2 separate regions of the Homo sapiens genome follow, and region 2 is linked to region 1. A link is a loop called in an ENCODE intact Hi-C map of the cell type or tissue named here. Cell type or tissue: mucosa of descending colon. All regions are shown on one strand. Links, peaks and the distances in the headings refer to the core of each region. The heading gives the core; the rest is flanking DNA.

Region 1 (12,737 bases), core at 1,986-9,985:
GAAAAATTTTGAGATCTCTCATCTAAAGATTGCATTATTTGGAACTGTGAGTCTCCCTTCCCCATCGTTATCACATATACCAGCCAGCAAACCCTTTTATTACGCTGCTGATTTTACAACTGGGAAGACGGCAATCAGAAAAATAAAAAAGGGCTGTGGTTTCTCCCAGTTTCCTCTAGATGGCAGTATTGTATTGGTATTATTTCCAATACTCCCGATCCCAGCTGCTTTCAAAATGTTAATTATATAATTTTTCAGTGGGAATAATCTTTGTTTCTAAATTTATTACAGTATTTTTTCAATAATGTCAAATTTATCAGTAAGCAGGTAGAGTCCACAAAGCTGCAGTTTTAAGAGAACAGAACGACCGACTTTTTACCCCTCCTTGGAACTTCCCGAGTTAATGAGTAGAAACAGAACATATTGCAACGTATAATTGTCACGATTATGCGGGCTGTTCATTTAGCGTTTTCGTGTGCACATGCATTCAGCTGCCACATCTGCAGTGCACGTTGGAAAAATAGCCCCTTCTCTGTGCAGTTGGAAACATCGACTGTTTCTCATTTGGAGCAATTTCTTTATTTTGTTTTGTGGATAATGAATGTTACCCACAAATATGGGAAGCAAGGAAGCAGAAACACAGTTTGTATTACGAGGAGGCTCTTAGAGATATCCACATACACAAGTAGACAAATGTGAGCTGCGTGTCGGCCTCATACAAAAACAAAGCAGGTACTGTGAAAGGGAAGTTGTGTGTGTTAATGAGATTAATGGTTTCAGAACAAATCCGTTTCAGAGCAGCTAATTAAATATTTCGTTTTGAGTTATTTGGTGTAATTTTCTTTGGTACTCGACAAATACTAAGTATTTAATTTTATCTTCCAGCACAACCCATTAATATTTCACTGGTTGAATTCTTTGCTGTGGTGCTTTGGGTTTTGAAACACCTTTTGAGTACTGGTTAATCCACTTGACAGCCGAAGGTGAACAGGGACTCTGCAGTTCTCTGTTATGAAAGCCTGGTCAATTTCATCTTGGCCCCATCTAAGTAGGAGTTAAGTTTTGTGTTTTTATCACCTTGGTTCCATCCTAAAACGTTAGAGTTGGAAAAGCTCCACAAGGACCTCTCCCAGCCAGGGTTCAAGTGTTACAGTTGCTGCATAAACTTGCTCAGGGATGGGAATGTTGTGGTTGGCATTGTGTCAACGTAAAGATGGCCCCACTGAGGGGTAGGGCTAACCGTTGGGCCATTTTTCCCCATGGTGAGCCCAGCTCAGCGCAGCGGTGGGAAATGCAGTCAGGGAGGGGAACAGGGCTGTTCACGCAGAGGTCTGTGGGAAATTCTGAGGAGCTGATGTCCTTCTCAGCACAGCCCTCCAGGCAGGTGCTATGATTTCCTCAGAAATGGCACATGAGAGGAAACCTCTCTGCCTCGACTTAACCCAGGTGCAAAGTCTGCCATGACCTGGCCCTTCTATTATGAGAAAGACAGCCTTACTTCTACTGAACCCTGACTCCTTGTAGGTAAGTGCACATGATAGCAATAATTTAAGTGTACCCTGAGAAGGACTCTGTATGGCAGATGCACCTGAATGTGAGTTCTGGGCTAGGGAATCCAGGAGTGGCGAACTCGGAGATTTGTTCCATGTCTATCAGGAACATCTGAGCCCCTGGCCCACGCCATGGAACACGGGGATTCAGGCCCTGAGTTTTGGGTTGAGTGAGGATTGCCAGGTGGAGGTTGTTAGGGAGAAGGTGTTAAGTAGAAATGCTACGTGAACTGCGGGCTTTTTGCAAGGAGCTGTGGTTTTCCTGCCTAGCCGCCACCACTTTACTGTAGGGAAGGCCGATATCTTGCCCAGCCCACGGCCACTGGGCCCTCTCCCCTGTATGTAAGCCTCCAGTAAAATCTCATGGGCTGGGTGCGGTGGCTCACGCATGTAATCCCAGCACTTTGGGAGGCAGAGGCAGGCAGATCACTTGAGGTCAGGAGTTCGAGACCAGCCTTGCTAACATGGTAAAACTCCATCTCTACAAAAATACAAAAATTAGCTGGGCATGGTGGTGCACGCTTGTAATCCCAGCTACTCAGGAGGCTGCAGCAGGAGAATTGCTTGAACCTAGGAGGTGGAGGCTTCAGTGAGCCGAGAGGGCACCACTTGCTCCAGCCTGGGCAACAGAGGGAGATTCTGTCTCAAAAAACCCCCCCAAAATCTCATGTTTTGTTTGCTGGCGCTGGGTCTCCTCTCCAGCCTCTTGAATCTGGTACCTTCCCCACTAGAGTCAATAGGGTTTCAGTGCGACACTCCTCTCTACCCCTAAGTTAAATGCCCTGAATCTTAGATGGTTTTCCCATTGTTCCACTATGGCCATACCCCACTTCCCACAGCCTATATGGACTCTGGCCTGTGGTTCCAGTTGGGCGACACTCATATTAGATGTCTAGAAAAATCTCATTAAGTAACCTTTGCTCTCAGTCATCTCCCCTGTTAGCAAGAGCAGCCCAACATGGAGAAGCAGCCCAATCTTGTCACAGAGTCTCCTCCCTCACCCCTGACCAGGGATCATGCTGACCCATCCACACTGTTCCTGGCCCTTCCAGACGCCCTTCTCACCTCCTCCCCACCACCCTCCCCCTTCTGCATCCTTCAGGACCCATGTCGAATCTGTGTGTCTCTCACCAAGCCTACCTGGACACACCTCTGTCTCCATGACAGAATTTCTCCTCCCACTCAGTGCCTCCAGTGCCCAGCTCCACCCCATTAGCAATCATTCCAAAGATTTCCCTGATAGGCATGGGGCCTGGTGATCTTTTTGTCCAGGTTTTCATAGGCCTCAGCTCCAGGTAAATGGATTCTGAATTCAAGCAAATAAATATCCACATTCTTCTCTTTTTTTTTTTTTTTTTTTGAGACACAGTCTCACTTTATTGCCCAGGCTGGTGTGCAGTGGCGGGATCTCAGCTCAGTGCAACCTCCGCCTCTTGGGTTCAAGTGATTCTTATGCCTCAGCCTCCCAAGTAGCTGGGACTATAGGCACGTGCCACCACGCCTGGCTGATTTTTGTATTTTTAGTAGAGATGGTGTTTCACCATGTTGGCTAGGGTGGTGGAGCATTTAAAATTCTGACAATCTTTCTAGTTACAAGAAAAATTTGAAGACAAGTCACCTTTTATACATAGCATGTATTTTCAACACTATAGCCTTTGGCTAATGAGAACTTGTTATGGGAAGCACCAGATCTTTATTTCCACCTGGGGACAATCTCCTCTCACCTCAGGTCTGGAGGCCCCATGTGAAATCAAGCTCTCTTGTCAAAGTGCTCGCTGTGTAATCGGCAGAATTTGCAAAAGTTGAATGGCTGGAGGGAGCAGGACGGGAAGAACTGGGCTGAGAGGTAGGTCAGTGGAGAGACGTCCTGTGTTTAGACTTACATAGGTATTTTCTGAGAAGATAAAAGAGGCCATTCAGTTAGAGGGAATAGTATACGTAAGACGTGGAATTTGAAACAGCTGTCTAGGTACACCCTTTGCTTCTAGGCTCAGCTACGTTCCTGCCTTTTTCAGAAAGCTTTCCCAGATCATCTCAGGCCACAGTGACTTTCACTGTTGTTAACTGTCTTGTTCTTTTATTTTGAGACAGAGTCGCTCTGTCACCCAGGCTGGAGTGCAGTGGTGCGATCTCGGCTCACTGCAACCTCTGCCTCCCAGGTTCACGTGATTCTCCTGTCTCAGCCTCCCAAGTAGCTGGGATTACAAATGTGCACCACCATGGACGGCTACTTTTTGTGTTTTTAGTAGAGATGAGGTTTCACCATTTAGCTAGCCTGGTCTCGAACTCCTGACCTCAAGTGATCCTCCTGCCTTGCCTCTCAAAGTCCTGGGATCACAGGCTGAGCCACCGCGCCCAGCCTACTTGTCTCATTCTTACCGAGTGAGACACAGGATAGGAGACAGGAGGGCCGTGGAGACTGGTTGCCTCCTCCATATCTGGCCCAGGCCCTGGGATTGTGCTTAAGCACTGCTCAGAGCCTGAGATCCTGAGGTCCTGTGGGGGGAATCCAGGATGAGTGCAATAAGCATTTCCAGGTTGCCAGCTTCTTATAGATTCTGCAGCAAAGGAAAAGATGTTTCTTCTGAAAATGTAAAAGGTGAAAAAAAGTGCTCAAGTTTCTCTTGGTGGAAACAAAGGGGAGTTTGCTCAAATATTATTTTGCCTTTTCGGCATGTAAAGTGTCGTTGTTCTGCAGAATGGGGTTTTTAATATTTGATAAGATGTTGAGAACACCGCATGGCGTCAACTCTGAATTGTTGGGCTCGGTTCAAAGGCTTGTATAAATATTTCTAAAGGAGAGCCATATTAAAGAGTCCGGTTTCCCCGTTTTGTGCTTTAACTTTATTTACACATAAATCTTGAGAAGAATTCTTCTTTTTCAACTTCACGTTCCTCCCAACTCTAATGCCGGCTTTTTTTATGGACGAGAAATCTGGCCGATTTGTATTCCTCCAGTATCTACAACAATAAAACCACTCTCGTTACTGAATAAAATTTAAAAACTATCTCCCAATTGTGCAGTTGGGTTGGATGAAATCTATTATGTTTGCCCTACTACACTGTGATACGTGACAGAAAGGGGGCTTTTGGGGTCCCAGGGGATTTTGACACCCCAAATGCTAAGTAGAGCTGCAACGATGTAAGGATCTCTTATTATTATGGAAAATGTGGAGGTCGCCGAACTGAGGTGGGCACACACCCTTAATGTGACCAGGCTTGTGTTAGCTCAGATTAGTCATACCATGCCTTCAATGCAGAAGGTCACAGAGGTCCAAATTTGCAGAGAAAAAGCGTATTTCTTCATTTATGAATATCTTTAAAGAAAATGTTTCTGATCTGTGCACATGTGCGTGTATCAGAAAGCATGCATTCTGTGTGTGTGTATGTGTGTGTGTGAAGCCCACTCATCTTACCAACAGGGCTATCCTTATTGTGGTTCACACTGCTGAGCGTGTGTATTGCACATGTGAGTATATCTGTAATTTGTGTGTCTGTGTCTCCCTGGTCATATATAAGTACAGCTCTGTGGATGAACAGCTGCTGATTCTTGCTTTTTCTGCTGCTCTCTTTAGAACTGGAAGGTGGTCACCTCCCCACCCCACCACTGGAAGGTGGACACCTCTCCCTCACCACTGAAATGTGGTCACCTTCCTCCAACTGGAAGGTCGCCTTCTAGTGACCTTGTGCTTTGTCTTGCTATCTCACCACTTTTCCTGATTCCTGCTTGGTGAGGGAATGTGTTAAGCTAGGGCTGACTTAGAGTTCGAACATGTTTTCTATCCCCGGAGCCATTACTGTTCTGAATTAAGCCCCAAGACATTGCCACGTGGGGGCAATTAATAATCATCTCTTTTTGATTGCCCAAAGTGTATTTGATTCAAAATAAAATTCAGGTGAAGGTACATTTCTTCCCCTAAGAGCAGGGAATTATAGCAATACTGTTGTGCTGAGCAGGGCTCAGAATGGGTAGATATTTGAAGATTTGCTTCTGGTTTTTCTCCAGCCAGTTACAGGGAAGGGCTGGTGGATAATTTAGGTGCTGGCTAGTCCTTCTCTGGTACTTTTGTGGCTTAGGCACCTGGTTGGTGACTTAGACCAAGAACCTCCCTGCTGAAGATGCAAAAACATTCTTCATGGTGTAAGAAGTGGAGTCGAAAAAGATGTTAAATTTATTACTCTCTTATTGTTTTCCCCAAATAGTCTTATTTGCTCATAAGGGAAGATGTTTTTCAACTTGGTTCATGAAATGGGTGGTCTTTGAAAAATCAGACTCAGTAGATAACTGCTGTCTTATATTGGGTCACTTAATTCTTAACAAGTCATTAACACACCAAATTTGGGAAGAATTCTTGAAAGAGAACATTGGTAGAGAGCTGGCATTTCTGTTTGCTTCTTACAGGATCTCCTTTTTAATGCTTCATTTCCAAATGGGTCAGAAAAAAATGGAGTCGTCTCCAAAAGGTATATGTGTTAATTCATTATCCACTAGTTGCTGTTTCTCAGGTGTCTGCCAAACTTTGCACTCTATGTGGTACATATTTTAGAAACTTACATATACACTAACGTTGGCGGTCACCCGGGGATCCAGCCAAAGCCAGCAAATCCTTCGGCAGTGTCACATGTTCATCCTCTCATGGGTTCTTTGGTTCCACATTTATGTCCCCTTTTGGTAGCAATTTGTTTTATCATCATCCATCAATTACTTTTGTCCCTTGGAACATAGAGTAAGTTTCTTATGTGGCCAATGTCTGGAAGATTTTCTTCTAAAATAGGGTTGTGTATGATTTGATGAATGCTTTGTAAATATTTGAAATTATAGGATTGGGTTATAAACAAATGACTGGTTCTAACTCCCTGGTGAATGTGCATATGCAAATCAGCTATGATTCCCGCCCTGCCCCCACTCCAAGGCTGTGCTTTTATTTCTATCTCTGTTACCTTATAGTCAATATAGATTCTTCTTCCCTTTAAATTATTCATCATCAATGTAAAGGACCAGTTGTCACTAACTTTTATACAAAGCAGCCTCTAACCTTAGTCAAATATAGCTGGATAAGCAACCTGCGGTGGGAACACAGAGGAAGAAGTTGCAAGGGGGATAAAACAGAATTAACATTTACTGGCTACCAACTCTGTTCCAAGTGCTTTATGTAGGTTGTTTCATTTCTTGTTCACAATGTTATCAGATGCAAGCGGTGAAACTCAGAAGTTAAGTCTTTTACCGAGGGCTGTGTGGTCGCAGAGACGAGATTCAAACCAGTAAAATATAGCTTTGGAATATGATCGAGAGGATTTAGCAGGTGAAGGCAGATGGGAGGGACAAGGATGGGCTGAAGATGATAAATTTGAGCCAGTAATGAGCCATTAGTTAAAACACGTGTAAGGACATACTTCCACCTCTCACACACAGACATGCAAGATTAATCTCAGGACCCAGGAACAAAAAAAGCAGTGTTGTGGCTCACAGTGAGGGAAAGTAAGAAAAGATGCTGGTGTAGTCCCGTGGGAATCTCACCATGTGAGCCAACAGCTGCCAGCTGCAGGCCAGTCCTCAGGCACAATGATACACTTGTCCCCTGGCCCTCTAGTGCCCCTGTCTGCCTGAGATCCCCTTTTACAACACGCCATGATCTGGACCCATGGTGGACTCTACTCTTCTAACTCCTGTTCCACCATCATTGTCTTCTTCCTTTGAGACCTGGGGCATTTGGGTCTACCAGGAAGCCTTAATTAGATTGCTTCCTAGACAGTTCTGATTTGCACCCTAAGCTTCTGGGAGTGGGAATCATAAGGTACCCAGGCAGAGCCTGACACTGGGCCTGGCACACAGACCTGAAGAGAGAGAGAGAAAAGGAATTCATTGAATGTTTCATTCCAGGCCGCAGGCTTTGGATCCATCCTCCAAGAGCCCCAGAACCAGGCCTTCAGCAAAGTATGTGCTCAATAAACATTTGATGAAAGAGGGAATGAATGAAGGACAGATGAAGTTCCGTCAGTCTGCACAACCCGAACCGCATCGAATCAAGAGTGTTTCTCCAAGTTCTAAACGTTGCAGAATTTTCTTCCCTCGAGTTGACCCTGAAAGTGACCATGTGCAAGAAGAGCTCCTTACCAGCTCCTGGATTTTTGTGTCCTCTGAAGTGCCTATTCTCATTCACCAGGGGTAGCTGCAGCTGGTTTTGTGCAACTCAGAAGGCTGGCCCTGGCTCTCATTACCTGACCATGGGGATATTAGTTAAAACACAGGTTTTAACTAGACCCCACAGTGTCTAAGTTTTCGATGGGCTTTGTAGCTATTTCGACGTGACAGGTTCTCCCTTCCCTTTACAAAAATAAACCCACTAAGATTGGTTTGGTTTGTATGTGTGGAAAAACACACATTTAGGGAAGAACTCCTTTCGGAAACAGATTGGAAACGGTGACTGAAAGTGATCGCGCAGGCTCCTCCGTGGTCAGGGGCTTTCCCTGAGAATTTGTTCAGCTGCTAAGGGAAGTGGACCCCGGGAGAGCTGCGTGCTGGGGTAAGTGCATTCTGTTCAGAAAAGACAGTCTGCATGTATCTCCTAACTGGATTTTGCTGTGAAAATACGCGGCCCTGGTGGGGACAACACATGCTTCCCTCCTCCTTTCTGAGTCCTGCTTTCGCGTGCGGTGGGCAGCGGCACCCTGTTTCAGCTTGGTGAGTGCATATTCTCCCCGAGTAAGTGACGTCTCTGTGAACAAAATGCAAGATAAGTGCAATTAGAACCAGCTCTTCTTGGACACCCGAACACTAAATTTTCAAATCAACACTAAACCCAAAAGCGGAATAGTAAAAATGAAGCCCCCACCCCACCCCCGGCCCCCCCATGAAATGAAACAGCAAAATCCTCATGGTTGATTCAGTAAACACAGACTTTCCTGAAATGGCCGGAACCCAGCTCCGAGGAATTCCGCTGCCACTGTGAGAGAGGCACCCAAAATGACGAGTGAGGTCTACGGAGCTGGGAGGGTGTCCAGTGAGTTTGACAACACAGTGACCTTGGGCAGACGGTTAATGTCATTTTGTTTTCATTTACCCACTTCACACATCCGTTAAAGATGCGTAATAACCCATCCTCATCTCATGTGGGGGCTGAGGATTAATTAATAAGTGATTCTAAATTACTTGGCTCTCCTCGGAGGAAACGCATTCCATAAGTGCAAAGAATTGTTATTATCGAGCAATTCAGCTAGCTCGGAAGCAATAATGACTTTAGGGAGGCTGTTGAACACATGCTGTGGTCTTTCCAGGCTGGAAACCAAAGGTTAAGGTACTATAGGGCACTTTATTTCCCGCTCCGCCCCGCTATAAAACAAGGCATTCTCCCCCACACAACGTCTACCCCGCTGATGACATTCCATCCTCTCAGTGATTAAAATAGACCTCTTCCTTGATTCAGACTGGAAATTCACAATGGGGCTGAGTGGTATTTCACAGAGATGATTCCCAGAGCAACTGGCCCACAAGATGCCCCAAACCAAAAGGGCTTTGTGGCTACCTAAGTTGTGGGGACCCTACACATTACGCCTTCTTCTTGGAGACTGATCATCTACTTCCTTGTATTAAAGTCCTGCAAGGGGCTTGAAAAACATGTTGAACTTTATTTGCCTTACTCTTTCCCAAAATGTTTGCGAAAGTCGCCATGATTCCACTCTGTGAATGCCGCCCCATTGGAATGTGGGTTTGTGGCTTCTCTCTTCAGGAGCAGAGTCTGTTTCTCTGTCCTCTGAAGTGGAGTGGGCCCTGTGACTCACTTTGTGCAGTAGAATATGGCAAAAATGACATGATAGCAATTCTGAGCCCGGCCCTCAAAAGATTTGGCAGCTTTTGTTTACACCCTTGGAACTCTGCCAGCTTCTATGGGAGCAAGCCTGGGTAATCTTCTGGAAGATGAGAGAAATGTGGCCCAGTATCCCCACTGTCCCGGCCACCAGACGTGCACCCTGAGAAATGGAGCCACCTGACTTATTGGAAGCCGACCACAGACACACAAGAAGGACCAGCTGAGCACAGCCCAAATTGCTGACCTTGAGAACTGTGAGCCAAGTAAACAGTTGTTGCTTTAGGCACTAATTTTTGAGTGGTTTCTTACGCAGCCATAGATTAATGATACAATGGTGGCGGCCATTTTAAAAATTCCCTTTAATAGTCCCAGATCTATACATTGGGATAATAAATTGGTGATGCATATATTATTTACTAATACCATTGGCTGTGGTCAGCTCAATACCATTACTGCGTCTTTGTCCACTCTCTTCTGCATTGCAAGGAAGAATCAGGGACTACTTAAATGCCCCCCAGTTCTTTTTTTTATTATACTTTAAATTTTAGGGTACATGTGCACAATGTGCAGGTTTGTTACATATGTATACATGTGCCATGTTGGTGTGCTGCACCCATTAACTCGTCATTTAATGCTATCCCTCCCCCCTCCCCCCACCCCACAACAGGCCCCGGTGTGTGATGTTCCCCTTCCTGTGTCCATGTGTTCTCATTGTTCAATTCCCACCTATGAGTGAGAACATGTGGTGTTTGTTTTTTTGTCCTTGCGATAGTTTGCTGAGAATGATGGTTTCCAGCTTGGTTTTGGGTTATATTCAGCCAATCAGAGGCACTGGAATGAGGTCTGGAAAGTGGAAGAACAGGTGAAGCTATATCATCCTTCAGGGTTACTGTCAGCAGAAGTGTGGGATCATCATGGGGTTTGCAGCAGCTTCTGGGTGAGCCTGCAGGAATCACTCACCGAACAATACCTGAAAGTGATCGCAAAGGCTCATCTGTAGCCAGTAGCTTTCCCTGAGAATTTGTTCAGGGAAGGAGAGCTGAGTGTTGGTTTAAGTGCATTCTGTTTAGAAAAGCAAATCTGCATTTATCTTCTAATTGGATGTTGCTGTGAAAATACACCTCCCTGGTGGTGACACCAGGGACTGCCTACTGCTTCTCCACGGCTCTGGCACTTCATGGGTTCAGGAACTCAAGCAGTTGCTTCGCTGGCCTCTGCTTCCCCAGGCCTTCCAAAGGGTGTGAAAGCCTCTGGTAGAAAAGACTTCCAATTACATCAGAAATTAGAATGCCATGACTGTTATAATACAGGACCTTCTGGGGTCTAGCGGGCCTCTGTGATTGATGGCCCTGCAGAACCAGTTGGGGGCTCAGCCTTGCTACTTTTTAGCTCAGTGACCTATGGAAATTCCCAGATCTCTTGCATCATTTTTACATATGATTTTCCTCACGTGTGAAATGGGGATGGCAATTCTTTCCCCACAGTGGTTGTCATGAGGAATAGATGAGGTCCATGTCTGCAGTGTTTGTAACACATCCTCACTCTCTAAATAGCAGGCAGTTGTCTATTAGCTCAGGCACGTCTGAATTTTCAGTGAATGGGGTCTAAGTGATTGAGTTGTGCTCTTTCAGGTGGCCCCACTTTGCTCTCTTCACCTTCCTGTCAAATATGACACATTAGCACATCTCAGGAAATATCAGTAACCTTCTGAAAGACTCTCATTTCTGATCTCTGCATCTCATGTATGGCTTGCTCCTGTTGCAAAGATTGTTTTCTAATAAGCAAAAACATTTTACTCAGGTGAATTTGAACACAATCGCTGTGGTATTTCCCAGGGAGCTGTCTTTGAAATCAACAAGCAAATCAAAATGTTTCATTCACCTGCAAAGATCCCAATAGGATTGCATGAGAACTCAAAGGCAAGGAGGGCAGGGTGGGACAGGAACGAGCAAAATAATCATCTGTTTTCCCTTGTACAGTCATCGCTGTTTCCGCGTTGGGAAAGTCCCATGAGGAATCAAGACAGTATTTAAAATGAAAAATCAAAAAATTTTATGTAGTATCTTGATATTCTTCTCAGTTTGCTATTTACTCACTTGGGAGAGGTGTGGGGTGCTGGGCTTCTTGAACTTTCTTTTCTGGCAGGAAACCTCGACTGCAACCCAGAGAAACCAATCTTTTCAGAGATGTTGATGTGTGGTCCGAATCCACAGGCTGAAAGCATGACATTGATTTGATCTTAATGCATATTAATTTTTCCTATACATAATATAGTCATATTTATTTTAATATGGAAACAGTATTTCTGCCTTCATCTTCATACATTACTGATGTTCCGGGAAGATGTGTGTATCAGGTTTATTCCTTGTGTGGTAATACTGTTAAGAGAATAGACTCAGGACTCAGATGGACATGGGTTAGAAATCTGGCTTCATTATTTTATAGCATGTGACCTGGGGAAAATAAATTAATTTATCTGAGCCTGTTTTCTCATCTGAAAAAAAAAACCCAACAAGATAGCAATATTTCTCTGGCATGGGTGTTGTGAAGATGAGAATTACTTGAGATAATGTATGTAAAGTGCCTAACAAAGTAACTGGTAACATGCACATAAGAATTAGCGGCTATTACTTTTATGCTTACTTATTCTTAGAAGGAGGAAAGTGAAGAAATATTTTTAATCTTCTTGATTACTCTAGTCTTAATCATGGCTGAGATCTTAAAATTGGACATTATGAAACTTCTACAATTCCAGGGTCGTTGTTGTGGGGTTGAGCAAGGACCCTGGAAGAGAGAAGAAAATATATATATTTGTAAAGAATGGACTCTATTTGAGCAGTGGCTTTGATTTTCTTCAGTTAATTCTTTCCAGTGATCTGATTCTGAAAGACTGGCTTGCTAATATTTTTATGTGGATCTAAATGTTTACTCAAATAATCATGTGCTTAGAACTGCGGAGGATTTATTGTGCATTGCTATGGCTACCTGTATTCATTTATTTCATCTTATCAGCTTGATTTATTTGTCTGAGCAGATAGATTTTAGACATCCAAAACGCTTTTTCAAGTAAATACCATAGGATAAAATTAGAAGATAATAACCAAGGTTTTTCTTGCTGGCTTTTTTTTTTTTTTTTTTGGCCCCCAAACTATTCATTGTTTCTATGGGAAGAGTGAGATGAAGGGAGCATTAAGATGTCACCAGAATGGGCTATGCGCAGTGGTTCCTGCCTGTAATCTCAACATTTTGGGAGGCTGAGGCTGGCCAATTGCTTGAGCTCCTGAGTTCGAGACCAACCTGGGCAACATGGTGAAGCCCCGTCTCTATAAAAAAAAAAAAAAAAAATTAGCCAGCATGGTAATGCTCGCCTGTAGTCCCA
Region 2 (12,737 bases), core at 2,025-10,024, 73 kb after region 1:
GTCAGGGCTGTTGCAGGCTGAGCTGGAGGTTTGTATGCATGTGGGGTAGGTTGGGGACAGCACCAGATCGAATGGGCTCCTTCCTGGGGCTCAATCCTTCCCAGATTTACTCTTTCCACCCCAAACTGATGATATCAGAATTTGAGATGAGAAGAAAAATGAAACTTTTGAGAAAGAAAACACAGGCTTCCTAGGACACTCAGGTTTGATTCTGAGCCCCAAGATCTTCATGCTTTAGGCTCTTTTCTCTGCTATCCATTCAATCTCTATGAAGCTCTTTCTGAAGCACTGCCCTTGTGCTCTGTTTATTCAAAACACAGTCTCAGTGCAGCTTAAATGAGAACCGAGGGTGATGGAACAGACCAGGACATTTTCTTCACAAAGTTCCAAACAAACTTGAAAGAGGAGAGGAAAAATCCACTCCAGCTTTTATATTTCCTCTAGATCCAGCCTCCTTTTCTTCCTCATTTTCCCCCCATGTCCACATTTAAGAGCAAAGAAGAACATTCTTGTGACTTTTAAGTATTTGAGCTGCCGGTACAGGTTAAGTTTTGGCAAAGCGTGGGCATGCTTGGGTTTGCAGTCAATCTAGAGCAATTTTCAGAAGGCCAGGCCCTTTATGCATTTTTACTTTCTTTCAAATGAAAATAGCTTTATTGTTTTCACTGATTATAGAGGTAAGCAATCTGTCTGGCTTTACTGGCTTAGAATTCAATCTGAGGTCAAATCCCTTCTTATATTTAGATCACATGGCTTGAGCACCAGCTTGCTCTGCAGGAATGTATTGACCTTTCTGGGTTATTTTATTTTTTTCTGTGTCAAGTCCAAGAACTCCAAGGACCTTACTCAGTCCTAGCACTCAGTTTCAGTTACCACAGTCGGAACCGAGTGCACAAGAAGAAACTGGCAGCTGCATAGGAAGACCTGAACTGCATAGGAAGAAACTTGACAGCTTCTCTAGTTTGTGTATTGCAGCCACACAGATTGAGGATCTGAAGAGGATGCTGGCCCCAGTCATGTGCTGCAGTGCTCACAGCTGCAGTGATGGCAGCCGGGCAGGGCTCCTAAGGATGTCTCTTGTCCTGGGACATTCTTCAGCGATGTCTTTTCTGCATAGTGAGGACTAAACTCTGACCTTTTCGTCTCTTGCCCAAATTCCTATCTGAGAGACCAAGGTTTGTCATGCCCTACAAACCATAAAATCTCATCAGATGGGTTTTATTTAACCCTTTATGACATGACTTACTTTCCAACCTGACTCTGGCATAACATCATGTGACAGATAAAAAAGAAAATCAAACTTCTTTATCCCCAGATTTTTTTTGATATATTTTGAAATGACCCTCCAGAACCATCTTTTGTGGGAGAAAATTTGCATCTGTAAAGAATCTCTGTTAAGGTAACTAGATCTTTCCCCTTCCAGGGCCTCCCAATCCTGAAGAGATTGACTTAGAGTCTAGCACCTTTTAGTGGTCTGAATAGGAAACATTTGCCATCTATTGCTTCTGAGGGTGGCCACCTATTGAGACTTCATCTATATAACAAGAATCTCAGTCTCCACAACTTCTTAACTTACCCTAGACAGTCCTTTCTATTGATTCCAGGTTTTTCAATAACTCTTTCAACCAACAGCCAATCAGAAAAATCTGTGAATCCACCTGTGATCTGTAAGCTTCCTCCCTACCCACCCCCACCAAACCATGTGAGGTATACGTTGGTTCAGTCTGGAAAGGTGAGCCTGCCTCTCTGGACCAAACCAGTGTATACCTCACATGTATTGATTGATGCCTTATGTCTCCCAAAAATGAATAAAACCAAGCTGTAAACCAACCACCTTGGACACATGTTCTCAGGACCTCTTGGGACTGTAAATAGGGCCATGGTCACTCATATTCAGCTCAGAATAAACCTCTTTACATATTTTTACAGGATTTAATTCTTGTCAACAATAGGTAACCTGCCCAGTGTTAAACGCCATTTCTCACTCATCTGATTGCTACTGAGTCCCTGCTCATCCCAATTGTGAAAATATGAGCACACACATCTGCACAACACACACACATACCTCCCAGTAGCTTCCTGGTTATACCCATAGGGCACACTCCCTATTCTGTGTTCTTACTCCTCATTATTCAAAGTGTGGTCACCTGTTGAGCAGCCTCAGCATCCTCTGAGCTTGTTAGCAACTCTCAGGTTTCACTCCAGACCAACTGACTTGGAATCTGTATTTTAACGAGTTCCCTGGTGACTCATATACTCTGCCCTCTCCCTGCTGGGAAACCTTCCTTTTTCCAACACAGGGCCTTGAGATGCTGCCTGCCTGTGTCTGGACTGACCCCCAGAGCCTGTAATGTTATGCTTCAGCCTGACTGGTGGCCTCCATGGATGCCCCTGGCCCCATCTCTGAGTTTCTTTTGGACCTTGGAGTGGAGCTGTTCTCACATGGTTAACAAGAATTCTGGACAGAAATATAGTTATAAGCATTAACCAGGCTGCACTTTGACCCACTTCCGTGTAACTGAAAGGCACTCAATGCTAGACACTGGCTATTTGCATCCCCATTGTTTCTGTAGCTAGGATTTCTGATGTTAGAATCCTAAGCCTTTTGTTTCAGAATTGCTTAAGCAGATCCTGAATTCCAGCAAAACAGCTGATGCCAACCAGTTAAAAGACCTTCACAGAGGAACCAAATCAGCATGAGAATACAGCTTCTTTACCTCCTTGACCCGTGACTTAAATCCTTCACTCTCAGACCAATCAATGATCTCCACACTTTGGCCCACTCCAAAACCCTTAAAAACTTTGGCCCCAAACTCCTCAAGGAGACAGACTTGAGGTTTCCTGCTGTCTCCTTGTTTGGTGACCCTGTGATTAAACCTCTTTCTCTGCTACTACTCAATGCCTTGGTGCACTGACTTGCCATGTGCTTCAGGCAATGAACCTATTATGGTTACAATTTACCTATTACAATTATAGGAGAAGGAGTTGTCTCTGTTCCAGACCCTATCTAGCCTTCTGACACCCAACAGTTAATGGAAGTTATTTTTTTTTTTTTTGAGACAAGGTCTCACTCTGTTGCCCAGGCAGAGTCCAGTGGCATAATCTTGTCTCACTGCAGCCTTGACCTCCCCAGACTCAAGCGATCCCCCTGCCTCAGCCTCCCGAGTAGCTGGTACTATACAGGCATGCACCACCATATCTGGCTAATTTTTTATTTTTTAGTAGAGATGAGGTTTTGCCATGTTACCCAGGCTGGTCTTGAACTCCTTGGCTCAAGTGATCCACCTGCCTCTGCCTCCCAAAGTGCTGAGATTATAGGTGTGAGCTACTGTGCCTGGCCGTGATTTGTTTTCAGGTGACTGCTTTGGAGCTCACATTCTGAGGCCTCTCTGGATGCTCCCACGATGCACAGAGTTTAGGGGAGTGAACCTGGGCATCCAGAACAAACTCCCCTGGGGAGCTGAGCCATTGGGCCTTGGCCCAATGTTCTTCTATTAGCACATCTGCCCATATGGAGATCATGGAATTCTAGCAACTACCCCACAGAAACTAAGAGTTTGTATTATTGAAAATCCTTATGTGATAGTGACTTAGCTTTCATCAGAACCCGATTCTCCCTCTGTTTTATGAGCCACATGCTTGGGGCTAACATCTTCTATTGCTGTAGGTGAATTCATTCCCTGAGCTTCTTGCTTTGGTGAGAAAATGTGTTCAGCTGCTCTTAATAGAAATTCAACTACAGTGGCTTAAACAAATAGAGGTTCATTTTCCTCAGCTAAAAAAAGAATTCAGAGGCAGACTATCCAGGGGATGCTCCAGGGGCTCAAAGATGCTCTTGGGAACTAGGTCTCTTCTAGCTTTGAGCTTCACCATCCTTAAGAGGTGGTCATGCCACCTCCGGGCATGGTGACTGTACCATAGGCAAAAACAGGGCCAAGATCTCATATCAGCCAAGTCTGTTATTGTTTATCTCAGGAAAGCAATAGGTTTCTGGGAGGCGCCACCCTGTAGGCTCTCATGTGCCTCTCATTAACCTAAACTGGGTGATGGTGATGTGCAAATAAGGAGGAGGTGAATCGGATTCCACAGGCATCCAGCAGTGGCTCCACAGCTATCATTAGGATGCATTACCAGGTAGTGGTGTTAGAGCTGATTTGATGTGGGAGAGATTGGGGAAGAAGGATAAAGAATTCAGAAGCTACTGTATTAGTCTGGGCAAGAAGTGAGGAGGGTCTGCATGAAGGCAGGTGAACAGCAGGAAGGACCACCATCTCCATGGCTGCCCCCTCTCCAGAGCCATCATCTCCCCCACCTGGACCCCGCAACTGCCCCTATAGGCCTCTCTTCTTCCTTTTGTTCCCTCCAAACGGCAGCCACGGTGATCTTTAAATATATACCCAGATCAGAACAAATCACTCCTTTGTTTTAAACCTTTGAATGCCTTCCAGTTTCGCTTACGAAACCCTCAATCCTTACCATAGCCAACAGGGCCCTAGAATATCTGGTGCCTGAGGAACTTCTCTGCTCTCATCTCTTACCAATTCCCCCCTTTCCCTCTGCTCCAGCCACATAGCTCCTTCTGGTTTCTGAATGTAGCTTGATTCTGCCCCAGGGCCTTTGAACTGGCTGTCCTCCTTCATGCCCCACCTCTCTCCCCCCACATCTCTGCATGGCGGGCTCTCTCTCATCTGTCACATATCACCTCTTCTGAGAGGCCTTCCTTGACCACCTGTGTTTAGTGGTCCAGACACCCATCAACTACCCCTGTCCTATTGGCATTTCTTCTGTCTCCAGTGCTAAACTGAGAGCAGGAATCTTCTGCTTGTGCATCTGAGTCCTAGTGTTCACGATTGTGTGTGACACATGGTAGGAGTGGTGTGCCTATTTGTTAAATGCATGAGAATAAGTGGATAAAAGACTCAGTAGTTACTGCAGAGGTAGAATTTGGCATGCCTCCCTCCACATGAGACATAACAAGCCTGAATATAGAGCGTCAGTGCCAGACATGCATGGATGGGGCTTGATTCTTGGCTGAGAAGTCAAGGGTCCCGTAGGGCAGGTATAAACCTCAGATGGGGAGGTGGGAGCGGAGAGTGGGTCTGGGAAACAGATGAGGTGACTGGAGACAGGAGTCACTTCTTGATGGGAGAACTCATTCCAGGAGATAGGTGTGGTCTGGCTCTGGGTACTTCATGGGTAGAATAGTCTTGTTTTCCAGTTAAGGGTTGTCTCTAACTTTTTATTTATTTTTAATTCTTGAGACAAGGTCTCACTCTGTTACCCAGGCTGGAGTGCAATGGCATGATCTCAGCTCACTGCACCCTCTGCCTCCCAGGTTCAAGCAATTCTCCTGCCTCAGCTTCCCAAGTAGCTGGGATTACAGGCACCCACCACCACTCTGGCTAACCTTTGTATTTAAGGGTTGTCTTTAAAGCCCTACTTTGTGCCTCACAAGCTTCCTTAACTAGACTGTGAGATGACAGGGAGACCCAAAAATGATACCCAAGTTCTCAGCAAGATGATTGAGACTCAGGTGGTTCCGTGGATTGCAGGGGGTCACGCAGAAGTAGTTGGTTTATGAGATAAGGCAATGAGCTGCTGGTTTTTCTCCTGGTGCCTCCTCTAAGCCTCCTGATCCTGGGGATGTATGCATGGTAAGCGCTGGTTGTCCACCTCTGCTGTGTGTCCTACTTTCTTTCCCTTCTCCTCTTGCAGCCTGGCCTAATTACTTCTTTTTCTTCTTTTTCTTCTTCTTTTTTTTTTTTTTGAGATGGAATTTTGCTCTTGTTGCCCAGGCTGGAGTACAATGGCACGATCTCAGCTCACTGCAATCTCTGCCTCCCAGGTTCAAGTGATTCTCCTGCCTCAGCCTCCTGAGTAGCTGGGATTACAGGCACCTGCTACCACGCTTGGCTAATTTTTTGTTATTTTTATTAGAGACAGGGTTTCACTATGTTGGCCAGGCTGGTCTTGGACTCCTGACCTCAGGTGATTCACCCGCCTCTGCCTCCCAAAGTGCTGGGATTAGAGGCATGAGTCATTGCACCTGGCCATTACTTCTTTCTTTTACTGCTGTTTGTCCTAGTGCTTGCCCCTGCTGTGCTCCTTCTGCCCGGTGAGGCCTCATCTGGCCTCTTCTGGCTTCTTCCGCAATAGTTCTGGGAGCCATAGGCTTCTGGATTATATGGAAGTAAAATCAGGAATTTTTTCCCCCTCCAGTTGTGAATACTGGAGTGATAGATTTCCTTCTACAGCAAAAAAATAAAGAGAGCTGATGTAGAAATGAAAACCGACCTTCTGCTTGCCGATGAAGGCTTAATCTTGTATTTGCATAAAGCTGTGCTTGGAGGAGTTTACCAGGCTTTATAGGCTATGCATAAATAATCTTACAGGGCTCTGAAAAGCAAGGGGAGGGCACAGACTTTTGGTCCTAGTGTAACAGATGGAGACACTGAGGCAGTGCTTAGCGTTGCAAAAAAGTCAGTGAAGCAAAGCGATGTCCAAGCCCATATCCTGAGCTAATGCCCAGAATGGAGGGCGAGCACCCCTGAAAGCTGCAGCGCACCTCCCCGGGAACCTGTGGGCCAGGGTTGTGGTTTCCCCACCCCGTTTCTTCTCATCAGGACCCTCAGGCCAGTCCAGCGTGTGGAAATGGGCCAAATCCCTCACTGTGGTGCGAGTGGGCCAGCTTTTAATAGGAGCTTCCGATCTCAAAGAGCTTCTCTTGGTGAAATGCCTGTGTAAAAAGATGGCTCAAATTGAACAAAGATGAGGCAAAAAGCCTGGAGAGTTCATGGGATAGGAAACTGGTGGCACAGTTCAAAGCCGTTTGGTGGCCAGATATTTCTATGTGGAGATCCCAGGAGAAAGCACTCCTTTTTCCTGGCTTTGTGCTCTGCCTGTGTCTGCCCTCAGCTGGTCGCTCTTTGTCCTTTTCCATCTGGCAGCAACTCATTCTTTTATTTATGTATTTATTTTTTGAGACAGTCTCGTTGTGTCCTTTTAGGCTGGAGTGCAGTGGCACGATCTCGGCTCACTGCAACCTCCCCCTCTTGGGGTTCAAACGATTCTTGTGCCTCAGCCTCCCAAGTAGCTGGGATTACAGGCACGCACCACCACGCCTGACTAATTTTCTGTATTTTTAGTAGAGAGGGGGTTTTGCCATGTTGCCCAGGCTGGTCTCGAACCCCTGAGCTCAGGCAATCCACCCACCTTGGCCTCCCAAAGTGTTGGGATTACAGGCGTGAGCCATAGCGCCCGGCATCATTCCTTTTTTTTTGTTTTTTGAGACGGAGTCTCGCTCTGTCGCTAGGCTAGAATGCAGTGGTATCTTGGCTCCCTGCAACCTCTGCCTCCCGGGTGCAAGCGATTCTCCTGCCTCAGCCTCTGGAGTAGCTGGGACTACAGGCTCATGCCACCACGCTTGCCTAATTTTTGTATGTTTAGTAGAGACAGGGTTTCCCCATGTTGGCCAGGCTGGTCTCAAATGCCTGACCTCAGGTGATCCACCCTCCTTGACCTCCCAAAGTGCTGGAATCATAGGCATGAGCCACCATCCCTGGCTGCCTCATTCATTCTTTCAGTCAGCACACATTTGTCTTCTCCGTGAGGATTTCCTGGGCTATGGCTCTGGCTGGAGGGAAATGCACATTCCTGTTGCACAGTTTGCATACTTACCATTCACTCTGCCTGGAAGCTTTTGCACTGGTGTTCGGTGCACTGCTTCACTTCTTCCAGTCTCAGCTCCCACGGCATCTTCAGAGAGGCTTTCTTCGATCACCCTGTTTATATTAGAACCTACACTGATACCCCTCTGGCTTCCTTTTTATTTACAGTAATTTATATTACCCTCTTTCTATTCATCTGTCATTTATCTCATCTATCATCAATGGAGTATTTTTGTTTGTCTCCTCCATGAAAGTACAAGCTCCATGGGTACGGGGTCTTTGGATGGTCTTACTCACAGATGATCTCCAGCACCTCGCCTAGTGTCTGGCATAGAGTTTGTTCAATGTTTGTGTAAGTATTTGTTCAATGAATTAATTAATGGATGCCTGTGCCTTGTGGCCCCATGGCCCCATTTTAGCACTTTCACACATTGGAATTTTCTGTCTGTCTTCTCGCAACTGTAAGTTCCTTTGGAGCAGGGAACACTCCTCTCCTTCCTTTAACACAATTGCTTAGTCCCTTAGTTCAGATTCTGCAAACATGGTCTCAAAATGGAATGGACTGGAAACCACCTGACTGGCTGAATGTCCTGATGAGAGACAAAGAGGGAGCCAGGTCATGGCCATGAAGACAGAGAGGAGGGGCTAGACTCCGGGGTAGACAGAAGCAATTAGTGGCAATTCATATAGGAGGGGAAGGAGCAGGAGGGGCTGTGCTTGACTCTGAGAATTTCAGCCAAAGAGGTTGTGTGGGTGGCGATGATATCAACTGAGATATCAAACCCAAGAGGAGGTGCAGGTTGCTAGGGAATGACTGGGAATAAATAGTCCTAAGTCATTTGCCATATATGACTTCAAATAAGTCACAATCTTTCTGTGCTCTTTTTGCCCACCTCTGAGATACAAATGGTTTTCTCTCTTAGCTGTCTTGTGAGGATGTCATTGAAAGAATTAAATAATGTGTTGTTGAATCAATAAATTATGTCTCAAACTCAAAATGTTGAATGCCTACAATATGCTGAACATTCTGCAAAGACAACTGCTAGAGAAGATGAAGCTGTGCTTTGCACACTCTGTCTCTATTTGAGTATCAGTCCCTGTGTCTTTTCTCTGTGTCTCTCCTTATGAAGAGAAGCTATCACTTTCAGGGTACCATTGAGCATGTTCTCTGCACAGTAAAGCCTCTACGCTTTCTTCGAAGCCCCCATGGGGCTGGCAGGAATTTGGGCTTGGGGAGTGTGACTCAGTAGAGAAAACTGCAGTTGTCTGAAGTGGGCCACTCTGGAGTTGAACTGAAAGGAAAATAGAACTCTTGTCTTCTCAACAGGGGTTTCCCAAGAGGAAATGTGCATGGGTACTTTCTTTCCCAACCACGGTTCTGCAGCAATGGTAAAATTTCCCTTTGGGGATCCTATTGACTGAGTCAATCTTTTTCTTTTCCCGGACGCATTTTTTTTTAGCACAGAATGTATTCAGATTTAGAGGCCAAATAGGCGTAACTGGGGAACTGGCTCAGGTCAAATGCCATTAATCATTTTTACTCAGAGTCCCTTTCACCTAGGTATTCTTTGCCAATGAAGTGCTCCACATCAAATTTCCTTGGGAGAAACTCCATCATAGAAAATGTAGAGGAAAAGCTGTTTGGCTTGGTGCCTCGGTAACCTTAGAAAATTTATTATTCTTCATTCACACTCTAATGTTTGTTTTATTCCCTTTCCCTTGACTCTTTCAAAAACGAAATATAGGTAGAATTGAAATGTAAGAGCATGAAAGAGATGGGAAGCAAATATGAATGTGGCCTCCATAATTATAGTGACTGAGCATCTGATTTGCCTTAGAGCTTCCTGGTCACTAGGCCAAAAAGGGAAAAAGAGCAAATCCACACCTCTCATTATTACAGAGAAGCATTCTGGGTCCTTAGAGGAAATTTAATATTTTCTGGCATAAAATTCTTAGAGAAAAAAAAATCTTGGGAGAAATTTTATATATATGGTGAGAGTTTTATAATGAATTTAGAAATAGAGTTTTATGATGAATTTAGGACTTATGTTTAATTCCTATTTCACTTATAATGATCAAGGATGTCACATAAAAGCTCAGTTCAGCACAACGGTTGTGCCAGATAGGAACCAATAGGAGTTAATTATGTAGCCTTGGGTTTCTCTCACTGGCCTCAGGGATAGAACTTGGATTCCCCAAAACAGCATGCCTCCAGTGGTGATCCACAAACTACCTGCATTCCAGTGACAGGGGAGCTTGTTAAAATGACGAGTTGATGGGTGCAGCAAACCAACATGGCACATGTATACCTATGTAACAAATCTGCACTTTGTGCACATGTACCCTAGAACTTAAAGTATAATTTTAAAAAAATGAAAATCTCAAGGCCCTACCCTGGAACAATATCTTAATTTGCAACCCCTAGGGACAGAGCCTGAGGCAAGCATTGAGTAAAGTGGGGGCAGTGAAGGAAACCCCAGTAGGGGAGTGGGGAAGAGGGCAGAGAAGATGAGTCAGTTGATTTTAGGTATGTTATCAAGCCCCCTATGGCTGGGGCAACTGAAGGTTAATACTCTAGAGGAACTCTGTGCTACAGAACATTTATTACTTCTGAGGGGCAGGGATCTGGGGTATTTACACATCAACTTCCATCACTTCTTATTTGAAGGCGGCTTCTGGAGCATTAATACCCCAGCCTGTAAACTCTGGCAGCCAGGGAAAGGTCTCAGGCAAAGAAATTCAGGACTATTAACCAGGACGTCTGGTGGCATTGACTGTGGTGGGAAAGGAGAGTGGATCAGTTGGCTAGGGCTGCTGTGACAAAGGACCACAAACGGTGGACTACACACAAGTGGATCGTCTCACAATTCTGAAACTAGAAGTCTGAGATCCAGGCGTCGGCAGGGTTGGCTCCCTCTGCGTGCATGAGGGAGAATCTGTTTCAGGTCTCTCCCCTAGCTTCTGATGGGTTGCTGGCAGTGTTTGGTGTCCTTGGCCTCAGCTATGTCACCAGATCTCTGCCTTCATCTTCACATGGCATTCTCCCTGTGTGCATTTATGTCTACATTTTCCCTTTTTATAAGGTGTATAGGCTCTATTATGTTTGCCTTCCCTCTGCCCAATCTATATGTTGAAACTCTAACCTTGGTACCTTAGAATGTGACTATATTTGGAGGTAGGGCCTTTAAAGAGATGATTAAGTTAAAATGAGGTTAGGATGGGCCCTAGTCCAATCTGATGGGTGTCCTTATGTGGAGAGAAAATTTGGACACACGGAAAGACACCAGGGATGTGGGCACACAGAGAGATGGCCACGTGAGGACCCGAAAGAGGTCCACGTGAGAAGGAGGTGCCACTGAAAGAAGCTTCAGAGGAAACTAGGCCTGCTGATGGTAAACTAACCTTGATCTTGGACCATCAGCATCAAGACAGTGAGGAAGCACATTTCTGTTGTTTGAGCTACTCAGTCTGTGCTATTTTGTTATGGGGGCCCAAGCAGAGTAATACGTAAAGGTAACAGTCGTACTGGACTAGGGCCCACCCCTAATATGAACTCATCTTAGCTAATTATATTTGCAGCAACCTCACTTCCAAATAAGCTCACATATTGGAATACCAAAGGATAGAACATCAGCATATGAAGTTTTTGGAAGACACAGTAAAATCCATAACTGTCACCCATGGGTCTGACAGCAAAGACTCTATCAACTGAATCTGAACATTTGAGATGGGCCCTGAGAATCTACATTGATATCAGTTTTTCTAGGTACTTCTGTTATGTATGAAAATTTGAAAATCAATGACCTAGAAGTGGGGCCATTACTTTATCCTACCCAATTACCTATTTTCTCTACTGTAGTTTTGGTAGGAGGGCAGACATTCTGAGGCTTTCCATGGGTCTGGAAGGTCAGTTTTACTGAGAGAGTAAAACTTGGCTGTCAAACACTACCCTGGCATTGTAGTCTATTAATCACATGACCACTATCTTCCATTGGTCTGTGTACTTTTTTCAGGGTAGAGTTGGATTGAATTCATCTTGGCATTGCTTGTTTCTAGTACATTGCAGGTGCTAATGCATATTTGTAGAACAGAATCTGCCAAATAATAGACTGCTATGGAATGCTTTTTAAATGAGTGAAATAGACTAGTGTGTGCCGGCCAATCATTGTCTGTTAAATGAAGGAATAGATATTAAGAATGACACTGAAACTCTGCCTCCCTTTTTTTTCCCCACTAAATGGTATCATTTGGGGGCACAATATCCCCAGAGTTATCATCATTGCCAACTCTAACAGGAGAATCCAGAATTCTGCTAGTGGAATTTATTATACCAGATTTCTCTAGGGAAATAAACTGAGTGGTGACCAAAATTTAATATATTACTAGGCAGTTTTTCTCTGTGTTTACTGGTTAAGCAGGCTTCTGAAAACTGACATCTATACTTAGCACTAAATAGTCCTTGTTAAATTAAGAATGATAAAGAATAAAATGATAAGACTCATGGTCATAGACATTTTAAGTGTTCATAAACTGGCTTTTCTCTTCTTCCTGTTATATGATAGAATTACACACCTCTGATCCACTCAGAGTTAGGTATGGTCAAGTGATTTGTTTGGGCCAATGAAATCCAAGCTCTTTAAGAACCATTGTGGGGGCTGCTCTGCCTATGGTATAGCCATTCTTTATTCCTTTATCTTCTTAATAAACTTACTTTCACTTTGTGGAAAAAATTTTAAAAAAAGAACCAGTGGGAGATTCACTTTACCATGTAGTGTTAATGTTGAAATCACCTGCAGAAATGAAGCCTCCATTAGCCTGGGTCTCTTTGTGATGGCCGTAGATCTCCCCTCACCCTACTTCTATATGTGTAGTAGGAATAAGATATACAATATGAAGATTAAGCCATTGAGACTTTATTTTTATCATACTATTGTAACAAAATCTTTCTTGTTAATTGACAGTGATACAGGATATTTCTTTGTCCCTTTGCCAGTCAGGGACCTCCAGTCAGCAATGCTAGAGGCATGCTACCTGCTGTAGGAGGTGCTCTGTCAAATCATCCTACCCGGG

What was found. Hi-C counts contacts between places; a loop is a spot of excess contacts. Peaks named below come from ENCODE experiments on the same cell type or tissue, not always from the same donor. Only the 100,000 strongest peaks of a DNase experiment are listed, where the experiment ranks them.
Region 2: it touches region 1 in a loop (2.8-fold over the local background); 1 of 110 quality-filtered maps calls a loop at or near these places.

Annotation. Positions count from the first base shown.
Region 1 is chr4:27,048,346-27,061,082 of GRCh38, forward strand. No RefSeq gene overlaps it. Among named protein-coding and RNA genes, the nearest start is that of LINC02261, 160 kb to the right of the region's middle. RefSeq lists an enhancer at 10,537-11,736. In mucosa of descending colon, for the core only: no CTCF peak of the experiment used is centred there; no DNase peak of the experiment used is centred there.
Region 2 is chr4:27,121,033-27,133,769 of GRCh38, forward strand. No RefSeq gene overlaps it. Among named protein-coding and RNA genes, the nearest start is that of LINC02261, 90 kb to the right of the region's middle. RefSeq lists enhancers at 1,036-1,894, 1,895-2,753, 2,754-3,611 and a silencer at 2,075-2,369. In mucosa of descending colon, for the core only: no CTCF peak of the experiment used is centred there; a DNase peak (open chromatin) is centred at 6,049.